2 separate regions of the Homo sapiens genome follow, and region 2 is linked to region 1. The links are chromatin loops, found by intact Hi-C in ENCODE. Cell type or tissue: endothelial cell of umbilical vein. All regions are shown on one strand. Links, peaks and the distances in the headings refer to the core of each region. The heading gives the core; the rest is flanking DNA. Region 1 has its middle 4.7 kb from the start of SLC8A1. Region 2 overlaps SLC8A1 (solute carrier family 8 member A1).

Region 1 (5,388 bases), core at 207-5,206:
GACAGAAGGTCACTGTCTCTTTTAGAATATGTCCTCTACCAAAAATTACTTAGAGTCCCTGAATTTAAGGCAGTGTGAGTAGCAGATATTTGGCTCACACTCAATGAAAGGGGCTTGGAGAGAAAAGTGGCTGCCTTCTAAATAACACTAAGGAAAGCTTATAACTAAAGACTCCACTCAATAGGAAATAGAACACAGCCAAATGAAGGAACCAAGAGAAAGCTAAATGAAAATGTGAGTGGGCCATATTTCACTGGAATAGATTTTGTGGAAAGAGTGTAGCCTCTTATTGCTATGACGGGCCGCTTAGTGAAAGCTGAGATTTTCTTGAAATTTTAGGCATGTTTGTGACATGGAGTGACAAGAACCCTGTTCTTTAAATGTTTATACTCCAGTGATGCCCAAAGTCTGTCTTAAGACTTTTTTTTTTTTTTTTTTTGCTTTGACCATTGAAACTGAAAGGCTACATCTTGGCCACTTGATTCTTCCTCTTTTCCAATCGAAACTGCTTTTAGACTGATTTGGATTCTTGGGAAAAAAACAATATTAAATGGTCTTCTGTTTATCTAGAACTATTGGAGAGGCAGCCTAGTGCCTAGTGATTTGGCATCCTTTTTGGTTCAGTCAGTTTCTGAGCCCCTAATTTTCTTTGCCTTTCATTTCTCTTTAAAGGCATTTTTATAATGGTTCCAGGGCCCCAAGGCAAATCAAACCTTTTGCTCCCTCCTAAATGTCATACATGAGTGAGTTTTTATTGCGAGAATTATCAAAGGCTGCATCACAGGCACAAGGCTGAGGAAGACTATGGCTCTAAGAAAGGAAAAAGTGAGGCTGCTGCAGTCTGTGGCTTTGGAAAGAAGACATGTTGAATGGAGGAAGGTGGTAATTTACATTCTAATAGCAGTAATGTTTCTTAATTGCAGTCTTCCATATTGATTGCCATTCTTTCCTCTGGACTTGGAATTAAGAGTCACCGGGTCTCCACTGTTATCTAACCAAAGCAATACGACACAACCATTCAGGGGACTCCACAGGGATATCACTAAGATTTGATATATTCGAAAGATGTTCTGATGTTCACAAACTATTTCCTAGGAAACCTTCAGGGGATCTGTTAGCAAACTCATTTTCAGACCAAGTGTAAATATTGTGAATTAGGCCCTACTTTTTATCTAGTCTATAGAAAATTTAGACATGTGATCAGGTTACCAAGATTTTTAAAAATATTTAATACTTTACTAAAGCACTCAATATGTTTTCATCATAGGGAAAACAAGCACAATACTCTGTTTAAATTCCTTTCATTTTTACTTTGAATTACATAAATCAGAGGTACCTCTATTGTCTCTTCCATTGCTTCGGGCTTCTGAAATATGTTAATACAGTCTTAGTCGTCCCTCACCTCATTTCTTACTCTGCCAGCCTTCACTAATCACCTATCTGTTCAGTCACAGGCTCAGTTTCATAGTGATTTCTACATAAGAAAATGTTATTACATAATAGCCCCTAGCCTGGCCAGTGAGTGGAGCTTAGAATTAGCCATTTTTCCATACCTAAGAATCTCAGGTGAACCATTGGGTTCCCAGTTTTGTTCTTTAGGTTTTCTTTGCTGATGAGTAGATCCAGGGTTCTTTGCTTTGGGGATGACTTTGAGAATTCTTTGTTGACTTCTAAGTGCTGTTGTTCCTCTTCCCTGGAGACTTGTTCCTGCAGTTAAACTTTTACTTCTCTGTTTTGTTTTGACCAACTGAACACCACTCTTGTACCTCACCCAGTTGTAAACCCTGCTACTGCACAACAGTCCACAGACTGGGGCAGCCTTCCTGGCAGACTCACAGTCACAACTCTCCTCCTCTCTGCATTACCGTGGGGTCAACCACTTCCTCTGAGTCGCCAATGAATTTGTCACAGTCTTTGGACATCAGGGACCTGCAATTCTACATTTGAGCAACTGATATTAAAGAATTGGGTTTGGGCTGGGCGCGGTGGCTCACGCCTGTAATCCCAGCACTTTGGGAGGTTGAGGCGGGTGGATCACGAGGTCAGGAGATCGAGACCATCCTGGCTAACATGGTGAAATCCCGTCTCTACTAAAAATACAAAAAATTAGCCGGGCGTGGTGGCGGGCACCTGTAGTCCCAGCTACTTGGGAGGCTGAGGCAGGAGAATGGCGTGAACCCAGGAGGCGGAGCTTGCAGTGAGCAGAGATCACACCACTGCACTCCAGCCTGGGTGGACAGAGCGAGACTCCGTCTCAAAAAAAAAAAAAAAAAAAAAAAAGAATTGGGTTTGTACAAAATTCTGAGACTTCTGTTTTTCATTTCTGCCCCTTATTAAATTAAGGAAATATCTAGTCTCTGTCCTGCAACTTTATCAATGGTAACTCAATGGCAGAATCATTATCTAGAGCTATTAATTTAGAGGTCAGAAAATAATAGCAGATTGGTTAAGAGCCAAGGCTTTAGAGTCAGAATATCTGTGTTAGATTTTTCAGATCCAGCTGTGTGACCTTGGGGAAGCTTTTTAACCTCTTAAATCTCAATATCTTTGTTTGGAAAACATGGATCATAAACTCTCCCTCAAGGTGCTGTGGGAAGGATAAAATGTATATAGGATGCTTGGCATAGTTCCTGATCATAGTAATTGCTCAGCAAACGATATTGCTGTTATTATTACTGGTAAAGTTTCATAAACATGATGTCAATGTAAATTTTAAAATTTCTATATAATTAGATTCTACATAATCAGGTCATCCAATTATTGATATTGATTATGCTGTTGTTTTTGTTATACAGAGTTCTATGCAATGAATAATCCAGAAAAATATACATTTCTACATCAAGAGAGTACTTTTCCTCTCTGTAATGAAAAAAGCTGCTTGTGAACTTTCTGATTTTGTAAGTACATAGTGTGGTTAGTGATTGATTAAAAGGGGCAATGAATTCTTCTCTCCTTCACAATAATTCTGTTCCCTTATGTCTGGGTATCAATTTGATCTTATCTCTATTATAAACTGAGGGTAGAATTTCAAAGACAGTCATTTTACGCAAATCCTGCTACAACTAAAATTTTGATTGTCACATTACATTAATTTTATTAACTGGGAACTTTTTCTGTAGGGCGTAAACTTCTTCACTAAGTTTACACAACACACTTTCCTCAACATTGATTCAAGGACTCTTCATCAAATAGGGGCTCAAGATAAGCTCCCTGGGGTGCTTTGTACCAGGCAGTTGTTCCCTACAATCCAGTTCAGAAGCAATGTCCCTGCGAGATTACACTTCAGCCTTTTTCATAAATCTCTTTTCCAAGGCACCGTTTATGATATATATCTCCCTCGCTGTATCTTCAATTGCTGGTCACTGATTAGACTCTTCTGAGAGCTGCCACTGTTTTAGTGCTTACCACAATGCCCAGACAGTAGCCCTTGAAGATGAAACCTAAGGGGAAAATTGACTAAACTTATGGGTGTTGTAATCCATGATTTTAATGATGCTGATTCTGCTACTACTGGAAGTGTCTGGAAATAATGAAACTGTATGCTCTCGTCTCTTTAAAAATGTAGACTCATACAGTGTGACCTAAAGAATCCTTAGTAATCACAAACAAGTAATACTTAGAAACTGCATTCTATTTTCCCATTCTTTTAAAAGTATTATCCAGTCACACAAAAGTCACCTTTGGGTTTGTTTCAGCATTCCTAAGAATGTCTTTATCAAAACAAAGGATAAATTGTTTGTATAGACATTAACATTTTTTGCCACCTCCAATTTAATTTTTATGTAAGAAATCCTTGTGAACTAGTTGGGGCTGCTATGGTTACTCTCATTTTACAGACTGAGAAAGAAAGTACAAAGGGATTTGCCGAATCCTGGCTGTACGCATGTATCAGCTGGGTTATTTAAAAAAATACTGAAAGCTGGGTCCTACCCTTAGACATTCTGCCTCTATTGGTCAGAAGTCGAGTCTGGGCACTGTTTTGTTTTGTTTTCAAGTTTTTTGGGATGGTTCTATGATTCAGCCAGGGCTGAAAACCACTGACCTAAGGTCAAATAGCTAATTTGTGGCAAAGACGAGTGATAAAGCTCTTTTACGTCTGGCACAACTCAGTTTCTTTTCTGCTGCTCTATCAAATTTCACTATTAATAGAATATAAAAATGAGGACTTTTCTGGGAAATTTAAGAGGACTTACAAACGTTTAAGTGCCTTTTTGAGTCCCTAAGGGGCAGGTAATGTAATTCACCTGACATAAGCAGATTGGAGGATATGATCTAGAAAGTCCAGTCCATTACTATGGGGCCCCCTTCTACTTGAACATTTATTCCTCAGCATCTAGAGCAGTTTTTGGTGCATGGGACATGAATTAGTAGAACATGTATCGTCCCCTGTAAGGGGACTGGTGTAGATGGAAAGAAGGATTCCGGTGATAGGGTAAACTCTTTGGCCTCTCTCCAGTGCAAATTGCAACTTAATAGCAATCATCTCTTTGTGGCTGCAGTTCAGGCTCTGGTTAGCTGACACAGTCACCATATCTACACCGGTGTTCTGCCTGGCCACCTGCTCTGCGATGACAGACAGATTGTCTGTGACACTGCAGGACGAGGAACCACACAGAGACAGCAATCTGACCGAGCCTCAGGCTTGAGTTTGTAAACTAACCCTTTGTCAGTTATCTCAGGAATTACTTCTAAGCTCTTATTTGGACCAATTTGTGACTAAGTCAGAGAATCTCTTATCTCCTCTATTAAGAAGGGTTCACTAGGCATGGGGTTTATAAGCATTATTCTTGTATTCTTATTTATTATTTTTCAAGATTCAAGGAATATGTAAGTTTCCTGATTATGTCAATCGTTGGTCATCAAGCAACTCTTATTAAAGGAAAAAAAGCTGGGTAGAACAGAGAAAAATAAAACACAGCTGAGAGTAGCCATGAATTCATTTGTTCACTCATTTCTTTATGGATTTTTTCAACAAATATTTATAAGGATGGACTCCGGACCAGGCACTGTCTCAGACACTGGAGAGACAGCAGTGAAAACATCAGTAGAAGTTTCTACTCTCCTGGGACTCACATTCTAGTGAAAAAATGACAGGCAACAAGCAAAATAAACAAATTAACACATTGTAGGGTGTCATATGGAGAAACTGCTATGAAGCTCATAAAGCAGGAAAAATGGAATAGAAAGGTTTAGGGAAAGTACTAGTTTAGGTGGTCAGTTCTGCAGAGACTTGAATTAAGATTTCCTGTTGACACCACCAAACCTTTTTTGAGAGTCCCAAACAGATAAAATGATATAGGACAGTATATTTTTTTTTGTTTTGAAAATTTGTTTCTGCCCTGTACTGAGTTTTATTTTGTTTTTAGGAATTCCTGCCTCAAAGCCATC
Region 2 (5,388 bases), core at 291-5,290, 130 kb before region 1:
GAAAGGGAACATCAGAGAGTTATCTTACTGTTAAAAACCTTTCTTCTCTGCCTTGGTCTTTTCTTGTCACAGCCCACTCATTTTGCTTCCCCACCTTCCTTCTTAACTATCCTCTTCCTCTCTTTCTCTTTCTAACTTTCGAACTGCCAAGAGTTAAAGGAAAAGGTGGTCCCCTTGTCCAAAATGAAGAGATGAAACAAATTTCTGGTACTGATCAATGGTTATGGTCATCACTACTATGGGCTACTAATGGTTCTTGACAGCCTAGTAATGACTTGCATATTTAAAGAGGACTCCTTTCAGTCACTTCCAGGAGGGCCTGTGTTTTAAGTATTCTCTTAATCTAATCTGTTTGATCCATTTAAATTGACGATGTAAATTTAAAGATGATTGTGTGGAAACAAGAGAAGGATCCTAACCAGACTGCAGAGGTATTGATCCCAAGGTCAGGGCTCATTAGTAGAAATTGCTAATGGTCCAAGTAATCTTCCAAGCTCACTGTACAATATTAGGTCCTCCATAGGAAACAAAACATTACTTTTGTGTAAAACAACTTGTAACAACAATAGTAATACAATATACCTATTTTAAAAAGAAAAGAAACTACTTACAATTCTACTACTGTCTTAAATTATATAATTTTAATTTATTCCCTTTCAATCTTTCTCATATGCATGTTATACATTTGAAACCTATAATGCACAAATAATTGTATGCCCTGCTCCTTCTTAAATGATAATTACATTTCTAATTTGATAGTCTTCATAGTTTTTAAAAGTTGCATGATTCCATTGAATGACATACAATTCACATGAACATTCCACTGTTACAATACTGGACCTTTGAATTGTTTTGAAAGAACTCTGTGAAGTATGTTTGTGCATATGACATTTTAACATTTCACATTATTCCCCTAGAATAAAGTCCCAAAAGAGGCATTATGTGTCAAAGGAAATAACTGTTTCATGACACTTAATACATGTTGCCAAATTTCGCAGCATAGCTTTTTAAAAAACGTTGTGAGCATGTTCTTTCTGCAAATCACTTTGCTAGACTGTGAGGCACAAATGAATGAGTTTAAAATACAGTGCTTCACCGTGGAATACTATGCAACCATAAAAAAAAACATGTTCTTTGCAGCAACATGGATGCAGCTGGAGGTCATTATCTTCAGTGAATTAATGCAGGAACAGAAAATCAAATACTGCATGTTATCACATATAACTAGGAGCTAAACATTGGGTACACATGGACATAAAGATGAGAATAATACGACACTGGGGACTCCAAAAGGAGGGAGGGAGAAAAGGGCTGAACAACTACCTATTGGATACTATGGTCCCTACCTGGGTGATGGGATCAGTCATACCCCAAACCTTAGCATCATGCAATATACCCATGTAACAAACCTGCACATGTACCCCATGAATCTAAAATAAAAGCTGAAATTATTTAATAAATAAGTAAATAAATACATGCAGAAATAAAACTGAAAAAAAAATACAGTATTTGCCCTGAAAATCATATAATACAGTTGGGGAAATAAGACATACACATGTGAAAAGAGAACTAACAATACCAACCACAGGAATTCAGAGAAGAAAGAAAAAGAGCATATTTAGCAGAAGAGGGTAAAGAGTTAGACTTTTGGGATATTCTGAGGTTTGGATGAGTTGAGGTAGAAACTATTCAGGTCGATAAATAGAGTAAAAAGAAAAGAAATTAACCATTCCAAGGAATTTTCTGTGACTTAAAAGCACTATGTGATTAAATTTAATGTATTATCCTGGTCCACATAGACTCCCCAAGGATCTTTCCATTATTAGTAATAGTTATTCTTTCACCTTTGTCCTTGAAACATCGACTTCCCCCGTTCCATTTGATGTGATACTGTGGAGGTTTATCTCCTCTGCCTCTAATCAGTCCTTAACTTCTTTCTTTTAAATTCATCTTCCTCCAACCACCACCATGAGAACATTTCTCAAAGTTCTCCTGCAGTTTTCTCCTTCTTTATATATTTCTGTAGGTAATGTCACCTGATGACTTAGCTCTTGTCATTACTTCTTGCTGCGAATCCCCCAATCTCTATTTTCAGCTCTCAATTCTCATTTTTGTTCGCATACATACATTTTCCACTGCCTCTTACAGCAGTTTAAACTAGATATCCCAAACTGAACTCTTTCTGTGGTCTCTAGATAATCTGAAAGCACCACAGTTCGCAAGCGTGTCATCTTTCAGGTCTCTTTCATCTTCATAGCTCACACTGAATCAGTTTCCAAATTTGGTCCCAGCTTCCCAGTGACTTCCAATTTCCTCCTATTGTAGGTGATCAAAATCTCCCACCTGGACTATTGCAAGGGCTCCCCCATCTGATCTGCTTGCCTCCAGCTTCAGCCCCTTCAATCTGTGGTCTACACCATTACCAGTTGCCTTTTAAGAGCACAGAGTAGATTATGTCACTTGTCTGCCCAAGGACTTCCAGCAACTCTAGAAAACCAGCAAAGCCCAATCCAGACACATTAATGTATCCCTCCTGGTCCCTTATGGTTTCAACTCACACTACTTCTCTATTTTCATCTCCTCACACTACAACCTCACACACACACACACACACACACACACACACACACACACACGCACTGGACTATTTAAAATTCACTGAAAACAGACAAACTTTCACTCGGCCAAACCTTTATTCCTGCAGTTTCCCTTGAATGAATACTCTCATATTCTCTGGCCCATTGAAACCTTACGCAACCGTTAGGTCCAACCAAATGTTATCAGTTCCAACAATCCTTCCCAGACCTCTGTCTCCACAATCTGAAGTACTATTAACTTCCTGTATTTTACAGCACTGAATGGTTAATTTTCTTGCTGCCTGTGCAACTACAATGTTCCCTTTCTGGAGGCCAAGTTAATAAATTCAATACATCCAAGTGTGTTTAAATTTTTTAATCTCTTTGGCCAAGGGCTGAACTTCCTCTTGCTGTTTGTTAAATGGCTATTGGAAGATCTCTTGCTAAACCTGAAAGTATTTAAGATGTTCAACAGAATCCTCATTCACAGATGTGAGGAAGAATAAGAGATGGAAAGAGAAAAGGATTTAAGTTACTAATGATTTTTCTTTCCAATCAGCCCTATGACGTATCTTCAAAACCAGGCCAAGAATTCTCATCACTTGTCATGACGAGTCCCTTAGCAAGGATAGGGTGCTGCACATTCAAGTTCTTGTTTTAGGCTCTTGCTCCCATCCCAGGCCCTTGCTTAGGTTTAAAGTGAGAGCTTTAAGCAGGGAAGACTCCCAGGTTGCAAGTATTCCTCAATCCCATCCCACTGCATGTGATGCTGACTGGAGTCCTGGCACGCTGTCACAGATCCTAGCATAAAAATAACCTGAGGTAGGATAGAGGGGAAAGAGAGGAAGGGAATTTATGACCAACCCTCCAGCTTTATTTATCACTTACCCTGGGAAAGTACTATGTAATAAAAAGGGGGGGAAAAACAAGACAGCCAAGCTATTTAAAGAGCAGGAGCTGAAACTTCAGAAGCATAAACTAATGTTTCTAACTAAAAACGGGTGTGGAGCTTAAAACTTTTCAAAAAGTAGATGCTAGATGCATATCTTAATAAAAATGAATTTTAAATAATATTTTTGAATGGACTATCCTACGCTATTTATTAGGACTAATGGTTATTCCCAAGACCCGTTCTAACTTCTGATCATTAGAAGGTACCATATTTTTCCATTTGCATAGTAGAGGCAGGATGATAGTATATGTTTTTGTCTGAAGTGAGACTATTAAAGGAAACACATTAAAATGATGAGGATAAATGGTCATGTGTCATCAAGGCCAGTCCTTCCTGCCATTCTTTAAGCTGAATTCCCATAAAATTTAGTTTTACCTCTTTGAAAACTATGTGTGTTGTTGGACTAAACGTAAGAAAAGAACAAAACCAACCAGTGAATAATAAAGGCAATGTCTAAGGCTGACTACATTTGGTATATTAAAATAAAGTAGAAAACTGGAAATACAAGAGTAGTATTCCTTTATGTTTTCTAATTAGTCATTTCTGATGTTTTCCCTGAATTTACACATCAGTCCATTATTCCAAGCAGGGACACACACACACCCATCAATAAATTACTATTATAAAGAGAGGTAATTGTCTATATACAAAATAAATATACTACTAGTTGCTTATAGTTGCAAAGGTAAATGTGGAAATTCTCTTCATTTTACCAATTACCAGCTCATAAAGGAAAAATAAAGTTAAAATATATTCTCTTTTTGCACAGACTGCTAAATAATTGACTGATCATGATTAATCAAGTAAATTGAGGCATTCTGGAAAAATGACAAATGGCAAGATTTACTGCCTCTGGAATCTACGGCATTTGCTAAATATAACTTGCTTGTAACTACAGATAAATATCTAATCTAATACAATCGAGTTACCTGCAAACCAGAGCCACATACAAAATTGAATGAATAAAAACGTCTCAAAAGACAATAAATACTTTCTTTCTTCCAAATGAAATAAAATCTTATGATAGGTTTTGAGGAGTACACGTAGATGCTAGGAGCATCAGCTTTGCAGGCCTGCAGACAAGGGTTCAAATCTTGGCTCTAAGCCTCTGATTCCTACCTAGGAAAATGAGGGTGATATTATCTATGGTATGAGATTGTTATAAGAATTTATTGAGATAATTCAGTAATTGCCATATAGTGTGCTAAGCTTAGTGTCTGGCACATAATACATTATCAATAAATGTGTCTTATCATTACTATTGTCATTATTTATTACCACTAGTGAGAGGCTAGAAAGTGAAAAGTCTAACCAATGCTTTTAACTTCATTTTCTACAGAATATTCATAGAATATTCATAGAATCATAAAACACACACACATAATGCCTACTATATTTGGTACTTGTCTGTATTCACTTCTATGACCCACTTTAATGTATATGCAACCCTACAGTAAAGAACACTCCCGGGAGAATAAAAAAGTGCCCTTTATATTAGCAAAATTTTATGTGAGTTAACTGCATAAAATAGGATGAGTTTTGTACTAAAACTCATCAATTATTTTTCATTAGGGTGGCTTTTTATTTATTTATTTTATTTTATGTTTATTTTTTTTTTGAGACGGAGTCTCGCTCTGTCGCCCAGGCTAGGGTGCAATGGTGCGATCTCGGCTCACTGCAACCTCTGCCTCCCGGGTTCAAGCGATTCTCCTGCCTTAGCCTACCGAGTAGCTGGGATTACAGGCGGCCACCACTGTGCCCATCTAATTTTTGTATTTTTAGTAGAGACAGGGTTTTGCCAGTTGGCCAGGCTGGTTTTGAACTCCTGACCTCAGGTGATCCATCAGCCTTGGCCTCCCA

What was found. Peaks named below come from ENCODE experiments on the same cell type or tissue, not always from the same donor. Only the 100,000 strongest peaks of a DNase experiment are listed, where the experiment ranks them.
Region 2: it touches region 1 in a loop (13-fold over the local background); 2 of 110 quality-filtered maps call a loop at or near these places.

What each region holds. Positions count from the first base shown.
Region 1 is chr2:40,454,061-40,459,448 of GRCh38, forward strand. It overlaps a transcript of SLC8A1 not described here. Among named protein-coding and RNA genes, the nearest start is that of SLC8A1, 4.7 kb to the left of the region's middle. In endothelial cell of umbilical vein, for the core only: no CTCF peak of the experiment used is centred there; no DNase peak of the experiment used is centred there.
Region 2 is chr2:40,326,466-40,331,853 of GRCh38, forward strand. The region is part of intron 2 of SLC8A1 (solute carrier family 8 member A1); the gene reads right to left. Among named protein-coding and RNA genes, the nearest start is that of SLC8A1, 120 kb to the right of the region's middle. In endothelial cell of umbilical vein, for the core only: no CTCF peak of the experiment used is centred there; DNase peaks (open chromatin) are centred at 2,816, 3,386 and 3,806.